Linked DNA regions of Homo sapiens: all the other regions are linked to region 1. A link is a contact called in ENCODE Hi-C or POLR2A ChIA-PET data. All regions are on one chromosome and are shown on one strand. Each heading gives the region's core, a stretch centred on a gene start or an enhancer-like site at or near the end of the contact. The rest is flanking DNA. Distances are from core to core; before and after follow the strand shown. Region 1 has its middle 7.3 kb from the start of LINC00880. Region 2 has its middle 44 kb from the start of TIPARP. Region 3 has its middle 53 kb from the start of TIPARP-AS1. Region 4 overlaps LINC00886 (long intergenic non-protein coding RNA 886).

Region 1 (3,743 bases), core at 836-3,335:
GCAAGACTGCATCCCAGTTACAACACCAGGAAGCCACGTCTGAAAGGAAACTCCTCAGAAACCTGGGCATAGGCTATCGGGAAAGTAAAGAAGACATCTGGAGAGGCGAATATTCTGAAGGAATCTCTGCCAGAGGAGAAGGGAAAAGGAAAGCACTTATCCAGGTCAAAGGCATGAGTTTCCAGGAGATTATTCATCGTGACTAGAGGATGACTGTTGACTAGATTTATTCCACAGGTATGGAAGGAAAAGTCTTGGTACATTTTTTGCAGCATTTCCTCCTCTCCATATAGACTGTTCTCATTCTGCAGGGCTGGGGTTCACCCAGTATTCAACTCCAAGCCCTTCACATAGTAAAAGAAGTAAGGGGAGCCAGGCATGGTGGCTTACACCTGTAAACCCAGCACTTTGGGAGGGCAAAGCAGGCAGATTCATTGAGCTCAGGAGTTCGACCCCAACCTGGGCAACATGGTGAAACCCTGTCTCTACTAAAAATACAAAAATTAGCTGGGTGTGGTGGTGCATGCCTGTGGTCCCAGCTACTCTGGAGGCTGAGGTGGTAGGATTGCTTGAGCCCACATGTGTGAGGCTGCAGTGAGCTGTGATCACACCACTGCTCTCCAGCCTGGGTGACAGAGTGAGAGACCCTGTCCCCCCAACCACCCCCCCCAACAGAAAAAGAAAAGAAAAAAGTGAGGGGTTTGATATCAGAATCCCTGGGTTCAGGCTGTTGCTCCATCTGACCAGCATATGATCTCTCAGACCCCAAGTTCCTCGTCTGAAAACGAGGATAGTTCTGCTTCAGGGCTGTGGTGAGTGGAAGGTGAGATTGTGTCTGAGGAAGGAGATTGTAACGAGGAAACACGCAGTTATTGGTCACTTATTTTTCAACATGCAGGAGCTCTAATTTGCCTCCAGACAACCGGTTCTATCTCAGTAAAGAAAAAGATAGCTATTAAAGTGTTTTGTAATCTTGAGGGACCTGAAAAGATTTTAAAGAGCTGAGGAAGAGCGGCCAAGTGCTTTCTCACCTGTTCCTCATCCTGGCCCCATCATCTTGGGGACATATAGGACCTTTTAGGGGAGCCTCGGCAAGTGGCCACCGTCTGGCCTCGGGCAGGCCTCCCTGGCGCCGCCAGCAGCTGGGTAGTAGCCGGGAAGGGCGCCCTCAGTCCCACGCTCACCTTGGGTCTGGGCCCACATTAAGCACTTTTTTCTTCATGCGCCATTTCCTCCATCAAAAAGTATTAAAAATTATATTTTATGGATTTATTGATGAAAAGTAAAGGTATTCCAGTCTGGGTTAATTACTATATATTCATTATTATTAATTACTTTCATTATTTATTTTTCCTTACGATTTTAATAGCAAGGTAATTTCACAGCAATGAATGATGAGTCGCATTTTGGCCACAAGGGGGTAGCATGGGGTCACTAGATGCTCACGGGAAATTGGGTGGGGGGCGCCTGGTAAACAGTGGGAAAGACAGCAACAGCCACCACCTCTGACTCACAAAGGGCTCTTGCTTCTCACCGCGTTTCCTCAGAGAGTGTCGTGTTTGCTCCTCACCACATGAGACCCAGAAAGCCAGCGGGTGGGGCAGGAGTTATTGCCCCACTCAAGGGCCAGGAAAGGGAGGCTCCCCCTGGGAGGGTCAGTGTCATGCGGGGTCACACGGTGGCAGAGGCAGGCGAATTCCTGGCTCCTGCTGTAGTGCTCCTCCCTCGGAGCCCCAGACAACCCGGATACTCTAAGCAGATGGGACAGGGACCAAGAAGCAAAACCTCTCCTCATATTGTTGCCCAGCTCAGCCCTGCCATGAGCACCCCAAATCATCGCTGGAGAGCCCCGCAGACCCCAAAGCACTGCTCGACTTTCCACCTCTGGGCAGAAGAGACCCTACATTCCACGCGTGGGCCCTACCCCAGCCTCCCTCGGGGCCAAGCACGCCTTTGTTCGCTCTCTTCCTGACCACAGGCAGCACGAGCCTCTAGGTGGGAGAGACGAGACACTCGTTCCCCTCCCTTGGAAGCTGAGCAATCACATCAAAGGCATACAAAAGGCAATTCACTGTGCAAAGGGAACGGAAAGAAATAAGTGCTCTATGGGCTCTGAGCGCTCGGGAAGGAGGTACAGCAAAGAAGGAAAGGCCAGAAACAAAACCAAACAAAACACAAGGTATAAAATGATCCGATCTTGGGGAGGCGGTTTTCTACCTCCTGGGAGGAACACCCAGCGTGTTGCCTGGCTGAGTGTACTGGGCACATGAAGAACAATAGGCCTTTCTCTCCAGCAGCCGAGCACATGCCAGGAGAAAAGGAGCCCCTTCTTAGGAAGGCTAAGTCCGCGCAGGGGCAGGGCCAGTGTAGGAAGCTAGTTTATAACACAGATACTTGCATTGAGCCTCCTTCTGAAAAGGTGGGGGGCAGGGGGTGCATAAACCCATGTGAAAATAAAAAAAAGACTTTTCTTACTGGATGAGAGAAAAAAGATTGTTCAGTTTTTTAGGCGAAACATAAGATGCCAACTGACCCTGAAATAGATGTGTCAAAAGGCAACCTGGGGCGGTTTGTTCTTTTACAGGAAGCACCTTTGTGGCCCAGAAGGTGCCAAAAACATCCTGGGGATAAGCAGTCCTTAGCAAAGAGGGGCCAGGCCTGAGGTGGGGGAGGTGGCCTTACACGGAAGCCCTGGAGAAGTGAAACAGGTAGGTGGGGGCCCCTGGGTGCTTCGGGTGCTCCAGGGACAGAGGTGGCATCCACCCACTAAGCAGGGTCACTGGATAGGCAGGAATCCCTCCCCACTCACACGCAGAGTGACCCCAGTGCTGGTCTAGTTAGGCAGGCCCGACTGGAGGAGGAATGACAGGCCTGCCACACAGATGAGGAGTAGAGTCGCAGTTCATCGTTTCTGGCTCTCCTCCGTCCCACCCCTGACCCCTCCACGGGATTGGTGAGTGGAGGTGACAGTCTAGTCTAGATTGGGAAGAGAGAGACTGAGAAACCAGACCGAGAAAAGGAAGGGCGCCCTTGGCAGAATGCCTGGCATTCCTGAGGCTGTGGATTCTGTACCTTCCTGGGAGGAGGAGAGGCATGGCAGTCACAAGCCACGGCTATCCCCGGCAGAACCAGCCTGGCTGTGTTCAGGAACTCTGATAGAGGATGACTGACTTCAGAATTGAAGAGGGCTTTTAGGATGATCTGATCCTCTCCTGTTGGTACTAGAAGGGACTCTGGGGAAAACACAGTCAAACCCTGATGAGTCCCAAAGAGATGATGTGACTTGGTGAATGCTCCATTTCTGTCTGGTCAGAGGACAGAAGCAGGAAGCCCTGGTTTCCTGATTTATGGCTCAGAGCTCTTGCTGGTAGATGACACTACCTCAAAAATGGAAGGTAAAGGTAGCCTGGAGGAGTCCTGAGAGCTGGACCCATGGCGTTGAGGGGCAAAGTGAACCTTAATTTTAAAGTCAGACCAGAGACAGAGCTCAGCCATCCAAACAATGTGATTTATCAGAGTAGCTGGGGAAAAAAAAAACACAACCAGCCCGAGAAGTCACATGATAGGGAGGTTGGTGGGCAGGGCTTATGACATGGTGTCTCAGGTTCCTTTCATCTCCAGTGTTCTGAGACCTGCTCTTCTGAGAGTCTGAGGCTCCAGGGAGATCACAGGGAGTCGATGCTGACTCGAGAAGAGGGCTGTGAGAGCCTGGCCATGACTCAGTCCACTGGGGCTTCCCTGGA
Region 2 (3,743 bases), core at 465-2,964, 500 kb after region 1:
AACAAGAACTCATGTTCAGATTTCATAAGCCTCAGTCCTGCCATCTTTTCACTAAAAAATAAGGGTTCTGAGCCCAAGTAGGTGGTGGTGGATGGGGCTGGGTGAGGAGGACATTTCAAACCAAATTCCATGCGGTTCTGGCTCCCTATTGCTTGCTGTCACCTGAAAGAAATGAGTAGTATTCAAAGGCATACATCAACTTAATGTGAGGTTTACAAGCTTTATAATGATTGATTGGAATTTTTAAACAGACTTTTAATTATGAAAGTGTTCAGGTACACAAAGTAAGAACAATTAGAATAATCCTATTTGCCATAAAATTATTCTATTCCTTTTTGTCTTATTGGGGCAAGAATAATCCTGTTTACCCTAATAGAAAATCCTTATTTATCCAACATCCAGATTCAATAATGATCACAATTTTGCTACATTTGCTTTATCTGGCCCCCTTTATTATTTTTCTTTGCTGAAGTTCTTAAATTGAAGTATGTTAAAACAAGCCCCAGGCATTGTGTCATTTCTTCTCTTCATACCTCAAGATGCATCTTGTAGCAACACCCGACCTGTGTTTAAAGGAGTGTGACATTGCAGGCAGAGCCCCCTCCACCCACCCTATACCAGGAGCATAGCATATCTGCCTGGGTGCCCTGGCAGGCACCTGTGTGTTGTACTCTGGCACCAGGTGTGGGTTCTCAATCATCCTGGCTGGAAAACACATTTTTGGCTCCTTCTAAACCCTCTGACCATTCAGGTGTTGATTTAATTCAGTTCCAGCTTGTCAGTTGCTGCTGAGTGCCGCCTTGCCTGCTTTAATGACTGTCAGGAAAGGAGGTAGAGAAGCTGCCTCCAGGAGAGTTACTCAATTCCTGATTCACCAGTAGAACTGTAACTAATTCCCTCTCCATGGTAAGATGCAGGACATCTATTCCTGCTGCCATAGACCTGAGGGACAATCACAGATTGAGGAATCAGAGTGTCTAGCATCCATCGGGCAGAAAAGAGTGGTTATTATTTTTGGCAAGCACATGTGAAATATCTGCCTGATGCTGGGGTATTCACCAGTCACATTAAGATGAAAGGTGCTCTAATGCCACCTCTGCAGAAGTAGGGAGGGATGATGAGAGGAACCTCGTATATTTCACTTTGTTCAGGCTGTCCTCCCGCTACATACCACCAGCTGTTCCCATCAGTACTACATCTATAAAATCAAAAGCGAGAGCCCTAAAATCTGGAGTTAAACAGGTCTACAGCTTTTATCCTGGCCTTTGGCACTGCTTCAACCAAAGCCGTGTGTGGACTTCCCTTCGTCTGCCTGGCCAGCACCCCTACCTCTCTGCCAACCCTAGTGAGGCATTCTTAGGAGGCTCTAGAATGACAGTCCACAGAGATTCTTCAGCATTCATTGTGCTGACACACCATCCAACACAGGCTGGACACAGGAACCACAACTTTGGGTTAAGTTACCCACACTTCTATTTCTGGGATACTGCAGCATATATGTGTCCTAAAATGCTTTTGGAAAACAGGAGTAGCCAAGCTCAACACATTTTTACCAACACCTACTAGTTTCCACTTTTAATTCAAGTAACCAATACTTGATTATTTAGTAGCTACATGAGGACTGCAGCCCTGGATTCTGCCACCAACATGCTGATACCTGACACCTATTGACTCACCCAATTAAATTCTTCTCTCTCAGGATCACATTCCTGTTTTTATGTGGGTGAACAGGGACTGAGACAATCAGTGCTGTAGTTATTTTTCAGCTCAGAAGGAAATTGTTGTCATTTGACACCTAGATGCATAACCCAAATTGAAAATAAACTATATATTATCATTATTTATAGAGTATAGGCTATGTCTTTATGATGCAGGAACCACCACTAAAAAAATAATTCAGTTGGAACAATCAGTGAATTTTTGTAAAGGAATATTTGGCTGGGGTTACCACCATGTCATGACAAATGACTGGCACCACCTGTTACATCTACCTTATCTGAATCAGGGTAGAGGCTAGGAAGAGGCCAAATGAGGTGCCTAGGACACAAAATTAAAGAAGGCATCTACTCTCTGGACATGCAACTGTTGACCCTATGCTTGCACAACCCTGAGAGTGAGTGCCTCCTTAAATTTTGCACCCTGGGCTTTTTACTTGCCTCACCCTAGTCTCAGCCATGCTGTGGACTGGGGTCAGCTGAGGGCATACTAATCGCCTTGTTAAGTTACAGAGTCTCCCAGTCCCAATTTGAGAGATTCAAATTCAGTATATCTGGGGTGAGGTCCATGAATCATTTAAGATAAGCTTCCTCAGGTAATCCTGATAGGCAGCCAGGTTTAAGATCTACTGATGAAGTGTTTAGAATATCACAATTAGAAGATGACCTTCCCTGAAATTTAGTGTTACTAGCTCCATGTAAAAGTATTGGGTTCAGCTCTGAGTTTTCTCCATGTAAAAGGTACTTGGAAATTTGACTCTGTATAAAGATTTTGTTCAGCTGCAAGCAACATAAATTTCTACTAACAATGGCTTAAACAAGTAGGGTTTTTCTTATAACTAGAAGTCTGAGGGTAGGTTACTGCTAGTATTGGGCAGCATCGCTGTGATTTTCTTGGACTTTCCACAAGTGTGTTTTGCTCATGATCCCAAAATGGCAGCTGAGGCTTCAGGGACTACCTACCCCCAAGACTGTAAGGAAAGAAGAAGCAGAAGTGCATGATGTGTGTTCCCTTGTACCAAGAAAGCAAAAATTTTCCCAGAAACCACGTTTTCTCAGTAGAACTCTGCTGGGTGGCATTGGCTTGAACTGGGTCACACAGCCACCTGTTGTTGAAGGAAGGCTGGGAAATCAGGGAACAGGCTTATCATAATGGACTTAGACTAGTGCTACTCAAACTCTAGCAAGCATTGAAATCCCCTGGAGGGCTTGTTAAAACACTGATTGCTGGGCTCCACCCCCCAGAGATGCTGATTCAGTAGGCCTGGGTTTGGACCTAAGAATTTGTATTATTTAAATATCTCAGTTGATGCGGATGCTTCCGGACTTTAAAAAACACTTTGAGAGTCACTGACCTCCACCAATGGCTCTCAACCCTGGTGGTGCATTAAAAACATTTGGAGAGCATTTTTAAAGATACCGTTTCCTGGTCCCACCCCCAGATGTTCTGATTTAATTTGTTGGTGGAGTCCAGGCTTCCGTATAGTCAAAGCTCTCCAGGTGATTCTAATGGTAGCAGAACTGGAAACCACAGTTTTAGGCCAGTCATGATTTCTTATCTGGGACTATTATCAAGGTTCTATTAGCAAACAGAAGGAGAAGTGGGTAATAGGCTGCAGCAGGTTCAGATAGTGGTTTCTGAACTTGATGCACTTTTGAAGCACTTGAGAATCTTTTTAAAAAATCTCCACTTTAGTACATACTCCAGACACTTAAATCAGAATCTCTGGGGGTGGGACACAGGCATCAGTAGTTTTTGAAGCTCCTCAGATGATTCTAATGTGCAAACAAGTCTGGGAACCCCTAGGTTAAAAGAAGATTGCTGCAAAGCTGATTATATTTGAAAACTATTTAAAAGGAAGGTGTGAAGGGATGTTATTAGTATTTGGATTGTAAAAGAGAAACCTGAAGATTAATGTAATTATGTAAGTACCAAGATAATTTTATAAAAGAATGGTGTTGTCCCTCTGAAGAACAGCGAGGAGGAAATGGGATCAACCTGGTCAGAATCCTTGGGTTAGATGTAAA
Region 3 (3,743 bases), core at 680-3,179, 400 kb after region 1:
GGCCGTTTCTAAGGCTCGTTGCTCTTAAATCATCACTCTAATATACTAACAACCCCAGTGAGAACTTACAGCTCCCAATGTTTGTTTGTTCATAAGTTAACTGTTGAATAAAAAATGGATCAGTTTCACAAAGAATGACCAGAGCCCATACAAACAAAATTTGAAAAGGAAGGGAAAAAACACACAACCACCAATGTAGTTCAGAGTTCATCTCTGCTGACTGTTCAGAATTGAAGTCAGGATTCATCATCATCTAGTTCTTATTCTATGAATCCAGGGCAAAAGATGGCTCCTCTGGAGGGGAGTGTGCTGTTAGGAATGGCATGTTGCAGCAGGTTCTGAGGCACCCACTGAAGTCTCAGGAAGTCTGGGATTGAGAGAAAGAAGGCACAAGGGCTCAAGTCCATGGCAGCAGTGATTGGTTTTGTTGTCTTGTTCTTACTGTGTGGAATTTGCCAGGAAACCTTGCAGCCAGACACCTTGTCCTGAGAAGGCTGTGCAGCACCTGGTCCCTCTGCCATGTCCCTGTGCCTTCCAGGTGCTCTAAAGGGATGGCTTTCCCATAGTGAAGGCAATGAGGGCAGCTTACTGTGAAACTAACTCAGAGCACTGCTTGCCACATACTCACATTCCTGCCGGGTCACTTGCCTGCCTGCCCAACTCCCTCTCTGGACGCTGATAATCCCCCAAACAGTGCCCTGTGACCACAAAGTGATGGGACTGATCTCCCAGAGCCAGATCTGGAACTCTGTCTTGTTACTTTTCAGTCACTCTAGGCATGTGATGCACTTTGAACATCTTAGAGGACAGAGAGGTCAAAAAGGTGTCCATTTTTACTTCAACTACTAAAACCTGTTAATCCTGATTAGAAGAGGGGGAGAGAAGGGAGTAAGGACAAGAAGAAAAAGAAGAAAAGGAATGAAGGCAGGAAGGGTTGGTGGACAGTTGGCTACTAGTCACAGATAAGCAAGAGGTCTGGCTCCTAATTTATATTAGCTTAAACCCAAAACATTTCCTCCTTTGCTAGGATGCTCTACCTTTCTTAAGATAAGCTTTACATTATTTCTGAGGGGAGGAGGGATAACAAGTTGATTTAAAAAGTTTTCCTTTAAACTGTGGAAACAAGAAGTCCTTAGCAATGCCACGTCTTGCCCTGACATTCTTCAAAGCTCTTTATGTTTTAGCCTCATGTTGAATTCACTTTTACAATTTTTGTTGCTATAATAACAACATGGCTTTCTTTCACTCCTTCAATTTTCAAGTTGCTTTATTCACTATAAATCATCTCATCAAAATATCTAGGTTTTTCCCATGTGAAGAAAAACATTGGGAAAAATGGGGGATAGAAATTTAACCATTAAATTCCACCTCTCCCCCAACTCTGTCAGCAGCCGCCAGGACCAAACACAGTGCATCTTCCATGCCCTACTTAGCACAACAGACACCACCATCTCAAATTATTTGCTGGGGGCAATTCAGGCTTCCACCTGAAGAACCTGGATAAGTGCCCACAGCCGCTGGCTGCCCATGGCCTCTCAGAAAATAAATGCCTTCCAGGGTAACTTTCTGTTCTTTCTGTGTGAATGAAACTCACCAGTCCCGGAAACTGTTTACACACATTTGGTAGGTCATTCCTCCCTTAAAGGGATGTGAATAAAAAGCCAGAGAAAAGGGCTCTTTCTCTCCCAAAGTTTGCTGATTGTCTCTCTCCTGGGCCACCTGACTCCCCTTAGCCTTGTGCCTTTGTACAGCTGGTGTTGACATCAGGTTAATTACACGGTCCTGTGTTTACACGTGGGTCTCCTGAAAGGCTAGCAGCAAGTTAGCTGTGCGGAGGCAAGTTGCAAAGCTCATTTCATTGACTTGCCCTTACGTCTGAAATGGACTTTTCCAATAGTGACTGGTGAATGATTCACAGGCATCCCTAGGAGACAAGCACATAGCATCATCCCTACTTTGTCAACAAAGAAATGGGCCAAAGTGGGAGCTGCTGGTCCAGGGGTGCACAACAAGTGTCTCAGCAACAGGGTCAAGTGCTACTCTTGAGGCTAGGCTCACATTCATCTGCTCCCACCCTGGGTGGCTCTACTGCCTCTGGACAACACATACTCTTGGGGTATCTTGCAAGCTTGACAGGGAGAAAACATTAATATACATATGAAAAATGAAGCACTGGTTGAGGGCTAGCCCCTTAGCTCTCTAAAGGCTCTAGCTCTGTATCAGAACGACTGTGGGCCAGCCTTTCGTGCCATATGCAAATGAAGCTTCTTGAAGGCAGGAAATGATGATGTTTTCTTGGCTGCTCTATCCCCAGGGCCTAGACCCATGCATGGCTCAGGTCAGTAGGGACTCAATAAGTACTAGATGAGTGATGAATGAACCTTGACTACATTATGTTAGCCACTGGGGATAACAGCTGGGCCTTGCCTTGTTGGTACCCCTGAGAACCCTGCACTCCTCTTACCCACCTCAGTGAGAAAGGACATTTAAAAAGGCTTGTGACTGACTGTCTCTGAAGAAATCACAGAAGATCTGATCATCTGTGATTTCTTCAGAGACAGTCAGTCACAAGCCTATTTATAGCCATTCATAGAATGGCCTCTATGCCACAGACAAAGTACAAATATATAGAGGTCAGATGATTTGTTCACACTCCCTCAGCTAGGACAAAATCTCAGATCTCCTGACTTGATACCCCACACTGGGTTTTAAAATACAGTTTTGCCTCAGGGTTAGGCTATAGCTATAGCCACGCTGGCTGTCCACAGGTCCTGGACTGAACAGTTATGCAGAAGATTTAGAAACTACAGAGAAAGCCCTATCCTTACCATTGTGCCCTCAGCCCTGGAAAACTGAGTCGACACACAGGTTGCTATGAGATATCATTTGAAGGGCAGACATTGTGAAGACTAAGCCAGTCTTGGCAAAATGAGCATTTGTAAGGGGCAACTCAATTAGAGGGTATTTTGTTTCAGAAACAATCTTGGTGGTTCATATGAGTGGGAATCTAACAGTGCTCCCCATTTCACATGCTAGGAAGTATGTGTTTCTCTCCTCCTCTTTCTTCAGGAAACTTAATTGTAGGAAAATTCTTATTTTCTGGATAGAAAATCCAAGGCAGGCAGATAGATATTTGACAACTTCCATGGAAATATATTGGGGAATCTTACTTATGGCAGAATTCTAGCATTACCTCTTTTCAGAGTCTTGTACATTTCTTAAATCCAAATGTGTAGCTCATTTTTCTGTGAAGGGTATTTTACAAAAGAGCTAGGGAAAATATACTAAGTGAAAAAGTATCAACCCTTTGGATCAACTTTGGTCCTTATATCTTAGAAATCAGGTGATTCAAACAAACCCCAAAATGCCTCTGGTCACTCCCAATTCTACATTGTCTTTTCTTCCAAGCTTTGGAGAGGGCAGCTGTTCAAGTGCCCAGGTCTAGAGGGGTCAGAACTTGGTACAGCCCTTAGAGTGAGGGTCCTGTGTGACAATCAGGCCCTTTTGCTAAGTGTTAAATATTAATATTTGGAAGTTTCTACTTGTAGAGCCTGAGCCTGAGAAGAAACCACTTGGCAGACTTGGAGTTCTCCTAAACCAAGTGCTGCTGGTTTGTCCTACACAGGATCACCCAGTCCCACCACATTCTTCCACAAAGTCAGAAGTTCACTTAGATGGCTGGGCTCACTGAGATTATAGCAGAAAACTCTATGAAAGGCTACTAAGAATAAATTTCCTGGAGG
Region 4 (3,743 bases), core at 516-3,015, 380 kb after region 1:
CCCCCATGAGGGACCTACCCCCATGACCCAAACACCTCCCACCAGGCCTCACCTCCAATGCTGGGGCTCAAATTTCAACATGAGGTTTGGAGGGGTCAAATATTCAAACCACAGCAACGGGAGAAGACATTTCCTCATGAAGAAGCAATATAAATTGAAATACAACCTATAGAATTTATATAGACATATGCAATCTGCAGAAGCACATGTTGGGACTGAAAAAGGACTGCACTAATGAATTCTGTCACAGATGTGTTTCTTGTTCTCATTTTAGAATAAATGATATCCATATCAGATTATCTGGGTGATTAGCACAATGGCTTTGATTTAAAAATAGGAAGGCTACATGTTGACTGTTCCCTGATGCTGACTGCTATAGCCTATGTGCTCTATCCAACCCAGAAAGGGAGCCTCTCCTTCACCCAAACAGGCAGCTGTATCAGTGTTTGGGTGAAAAGGAAGATGGATTTCAGCTGCCCTAAAAAACAAAAGTTGAAGATGGCTTCTTCCCCTTCTCTCCCTCCTCCTCCTCCTCCTTCTTTTTCTTCTTCTTCCTCTTCCTCCTCCTCCTCCTCTACCCACCTCCGCTCCACTCCTCCTCCCCCACCTCCTCCTCTTCCTCCTCCTTCTGGAGGAGAGTCTGTCTTGAATCAAAAATGGGTTGGCCGGGCCAGTGGCTCACGCCTGTAATCCCAGCACTTTGGGAGGCCGAGGCAGGTGGAACACTTGAGGTCAGGAGTTCGAGACCAGCCTGGCCAACATGGTGAAACACTGTCTCTACTAAAAATACAAAAATTAGCCAGGCATGGTGGCAGGCGCCTGTAATCCCAACTACTCGGGAGGCTGAGGTGGGAGAATGGCTTGAATTCAGGAGGCAGAGGTTGCAGTGAGCCAAGATCCCACCACCACACTCCAGCCTGGGCAACACAGCAAGACTCCGTCAAAAAAAAAAAAGAGTTAACTGAATTACAACAGGAAACGTCTCCAGTACAGCCCAACTTGCTCCAGGTCCCAACAGGTGAAGCGAGCATCTCATCCCTGATTCCTTCAACTCTGGATTTAACAGGTAGCTACCCTAAGGTGCCCTGGCAAGGTGATCTGGACCTTGGGATTTCTGCTTTCAGGATTGCCTAAAGAAGAATTAACAGTTGCCAAAGGAAAAGCAGTAATCAGGAACCCTGTCTCTAAATGTAGCTAATTTCTATTTAATTGGCGAGTAACTACATTTAAAATAAACACGAGTTGGTAATCAAAAACAGGAGGTTAAAGGATAGGCAATTGTAGAAGCCAGAGAGAATTACTAGGGCAAAACAAAGCTGAGGGAAAGTGGAGAGACATGCTGCTTCAGAGAAAACATGGTCAGGAGAAGAGGAACTGTCGCTGCTGTGGGCCTCACAGATCTCATAAAGATTTATATCAGGTTTTATTTGTGTTTGTTAGTCATCAACGAAACTGATTTTAATCACCAACTGGTCTTTAATTATGAAGCATTCATTCCTTTATTACATAAAAATTAAAAACACATGTAAGCGGCACGTTTAAAACTATCAAACGGGTTGAGTTTGGCACATCCTTGTGCAACCCCAGAGAAAGAGGCAGAGATTGGACAGGTTTCTAGAAAACCCTTCAGCTCCCCAGGCATTTGCTGAACCCCTGGCTGCTGGCAGTATGGGCTTTCAGGCAACCGCGGCGACGGCTCCCCTCCAGGGGAAGAATGTGGAATCCGCAGAGCTGGGTTGAGGCACATCCGCTGCCAAACTGTCTCCAGCATTTGTAATCCCTGCTTTTCGGCACCACCCAAGATGTACTAATGCGCCTTGTGAAGACTCACTCCCGTGGCCTCTGGGGTTCGGCATTGAAAGAGAGGGTGGGAGAGGAAAGGAAAGAGAAGGGGAAAGGGTAAGAATGGCTTGAGTGAGATCCCTAAGCTGTGAGCAAGTTCTTCAAATTGAGTTTTCCTTTGAGGCAGACATTTTCCAGTTAAACTTTAAACTCAAAAGCTTGTCCTATTTATCTCCAAAATGCAGGCTATGTGTCTCCCTCCTAATTAGCATGAAATTATTTCTTGTTTTTCCTTCATTAGAAATTAGGATTTATTTTTTTAAAGATAAAATTTGTATTCCTGCTTAATTTTTAGACTCATTTGGAAGCAGTGCATTTTTATCAGAGGGACTGAAAAGCCTTTCGAGAATCAGTCAAGAAAAAGGAATGCGCATGAGAGTCATGGTGAGTAGCACTTCTCATCAAACTAGCTGCCCAGGGGTGTTAAAGTGCTTTCTAAAAAGGGAACTAACAGGGCTGCTCACCATTTACTGTTTTCTAAGAGCCTAGCTAAATTAATCATAGCACACACTAGCCCCGTAAGGTAAAATGATTCCTGGTTGTTTTGAAAGCAATCAGCGATCCACAAAGAGGGAGGTAATGTCTCCCAGAACCAAGATTAAAACTCCGACGTTGAGGGAATCTCCACTCCCTTCCTGTCATCAAAGGCCAGCTTGTTTGTATCCAAGCAGGGTCCTGGGTGAGCCAAGCTCTGTTAAAGTGGCCACAGGAATGAGAGGCCACCACACAAGTGAGGATGCTGGGGACAGTCCATCTTCTGGGGCTGTGTGAATGCAAGCTTAGTGGTGGGGGCTGTCACATTTTAAGTGGACAGGTGTGAGTCCCAGGCCTCCTGCTCGGAGACTCAAACCCAGCTGAGGCTTGCCCAGGAGGGTCTGGCTTCATCCTGGGCCACCCACACACTGGCAGGCCTGTGCACATGGAGGCCAGTTCCCTTCCTGCATTAGCCATGCATGGATTCCTACTCACATCTGTACAGCCAGAGCAAAAGCCTGTAATTTCCATAGAATCCAGTTCTTTGAGTCAGAACTCCAGATAAGTGTTTGTTTTATTTTTCTTTACAGGTCACATCATGTGATTGTAGGGAAAGCCTAGGCTATCATGGAGGGAAGAGATTGGATAAATTATTTGAAAAGCAAGCCTGTGAATTGCTGTGGAGGAACAATAGCCTGTCTCTTATCTGGAGCCTTTCCAAGGAAAAGCAAAGGGGACCCTAGAAGGCTTCCTGGGAGACAGTTTAATTCTGAAAACAAAGCAGTACTTCACCTCTTGTGTGTTGGGTAGAGCTGTAAAACAGAACACAGTCAAAATAGTCATTAGGGCCACATCAATGTCTGCCCAAAGTCAGGCGAGCATTCCCAGGAAGGTGGGGGGCTGTGGCAGTTGCACACATCAACCTCCTTTCTCCATTGTCACACAGCAGAAGAGCGTGTTCCATTCTACTAAAGTTGGGGCGGGGGGAGTTGAATAATTTATTGACTGAAAACTGGGGGCCTGAGTTAGATGGTAAAAAAGTTTAGAGTGCTGTTTTTTGTTTTTTAAGTTATGTTTGTTTTATATATTGAAGTGCTTAAAATGTATTTTAAAAATTCAAAACATCCCAGAAATTCAGCAACTTGAGGAGACAATAGTGACGAACATTTTATGGCAACATTTGGACACTTTAAAGATTATTTCAGGAACTTTAATGCTGATAAATGAGAGAAGGGACAACTTTTCCTAACTATAACATTTCGGCACCTGAGTACAGGGATCAAAACAAGAGCAAGCATTTCAAATTCATATTGTGAAGCACCTACAAAAAGATTATTCTGTTAGCCTTCATAATGTGGAGAGTTCATCTTTTCATCTTATCAAATAAAAATATACCCAAATTCTTGAACAGGCATTCAGTTAGGAAA

The links. A loop is a pair of places that touch in the nucleus more often than their neighbours do. ChIA-PET counts read pairs that join two places held with the same protein, here RNA polymerase II (POLR2A). Pooled maps may share reads with other maps.
Region 2: a map of PC-9 shows a loop between it and region 1 (5-fold over the local background). The contact joins two enhancer-like sites. A Hi-C loop is called at or near these places in 2 of 168 maps with a recorded cell type or tissue (A673 and PC-9) and 4 of 50 pooled maps. POLR2A ChIA-PET finds 5 or more read pairs at or near these places in 1 of 52 experiments (GM10248).
Region 3: a loop to region 1 is called in a pooled map, with 2.2 times the contacts of the local background. The contact joins two enhancer-like sites. A Hi-C loop is called at or near these places in 2 of 50 pooled maps. POLR2A ChIA-PET finds 5 or more read pairs at or near these places in 3 of 52 experiments (activated CD4-positive, alpha-beta T cell, activated T-cell and activated naive CD4-positive, alpha-beta T cell).
Region 4: a map of mammary epithelial cell shows a loop between it and region 1 (12-fold over the local background). The contact joins two enhancer-like sites. A Hi-C loop is called at or near these places in 1 of 168 maps with a recorded cell type or tissue (mammary epithelial cell) and 5 of 50 pooled maps. POLR2A ChIA-PET finds 5 or more read pairs at or near these places in 1 of 52 experiments (naive thymus-derived CD4-positive, alpha-beta T cell).

What each region holds. Positions count from the first base shown.
Region 1 is chr3:157,128,478-157,132,220 of GRCh38, reverse strand. No RefSeq gene overlaps it. Among named protein-coding and RNA genes, the nearest start is that of LINC00880, 7.3 kb to the right of the region's middle. RefSeq lists enhancers at 3,594-3,743, 2,853-3,743. Within about 2 kb of position 2,085, at least 32 of the 41 ENCODE cell types and tissues checked have a DNase peak (open chromatin) inside an H3K27ac peak, as active enhancers do; they include PC-9 and mammary epithelial cell, where a contact is called at or near this core.
Region 2 is chr3:156,628,547-156,632,289 of GRCh38, reverse strand. No RefSeq gene overlaps it. Among named protein-coding and RNA genes, the nearest start is that of TIPARP, 44 kb to the left of the region's middle. Within about 2 kb of position 1,714, at least 5 of the 41 ENCODE cell types and tissues checked have a DNase peak (open chromatin) inside an H3K27ac peak, as active enhancers do; they include PC-9, where a contact is called at or near this core.
Region 3 is chr3:156,726,562-156,730,304 of GRCh38, reverse strand. No RefSeq gene overlaps it. Among named protein-coding and RNA genes, the nearest start is that of TIPARP-AS1, 53 kb to the right of the region's middle. Within about 2 kb of position 1,929, at least 3 of the 41 ENCODE cell types and tissues checked have a DNase peak (open chromatin) inside an H3K27ac peak, as active enhancers do.
Region 4 is chr3:156,749,578-156,753,320 of GRCh38, reverse strand. LINC00886 (long intergenic non-protein coding RNA 886) reads left to right here. Exons shown (of 3, transcript NR_038387.1): 2 at 2,138-2,226; 3 at 2,907-3,743. Among named protein-coding and RNA genes, the nearest start is that of LINC00886, 66 kb to the left of the region's middle. RefSeq lists an enhancer at 1,716-2,469. Within about 2 kb of position 1,765, at least 7 of the 41 ENCODE cell types and tissues checked have a DNase peak (open chromatin) inside an H3K27ac peak, as active enhancers do; they include mammary epithelial cell, where a contact is called at or near this core.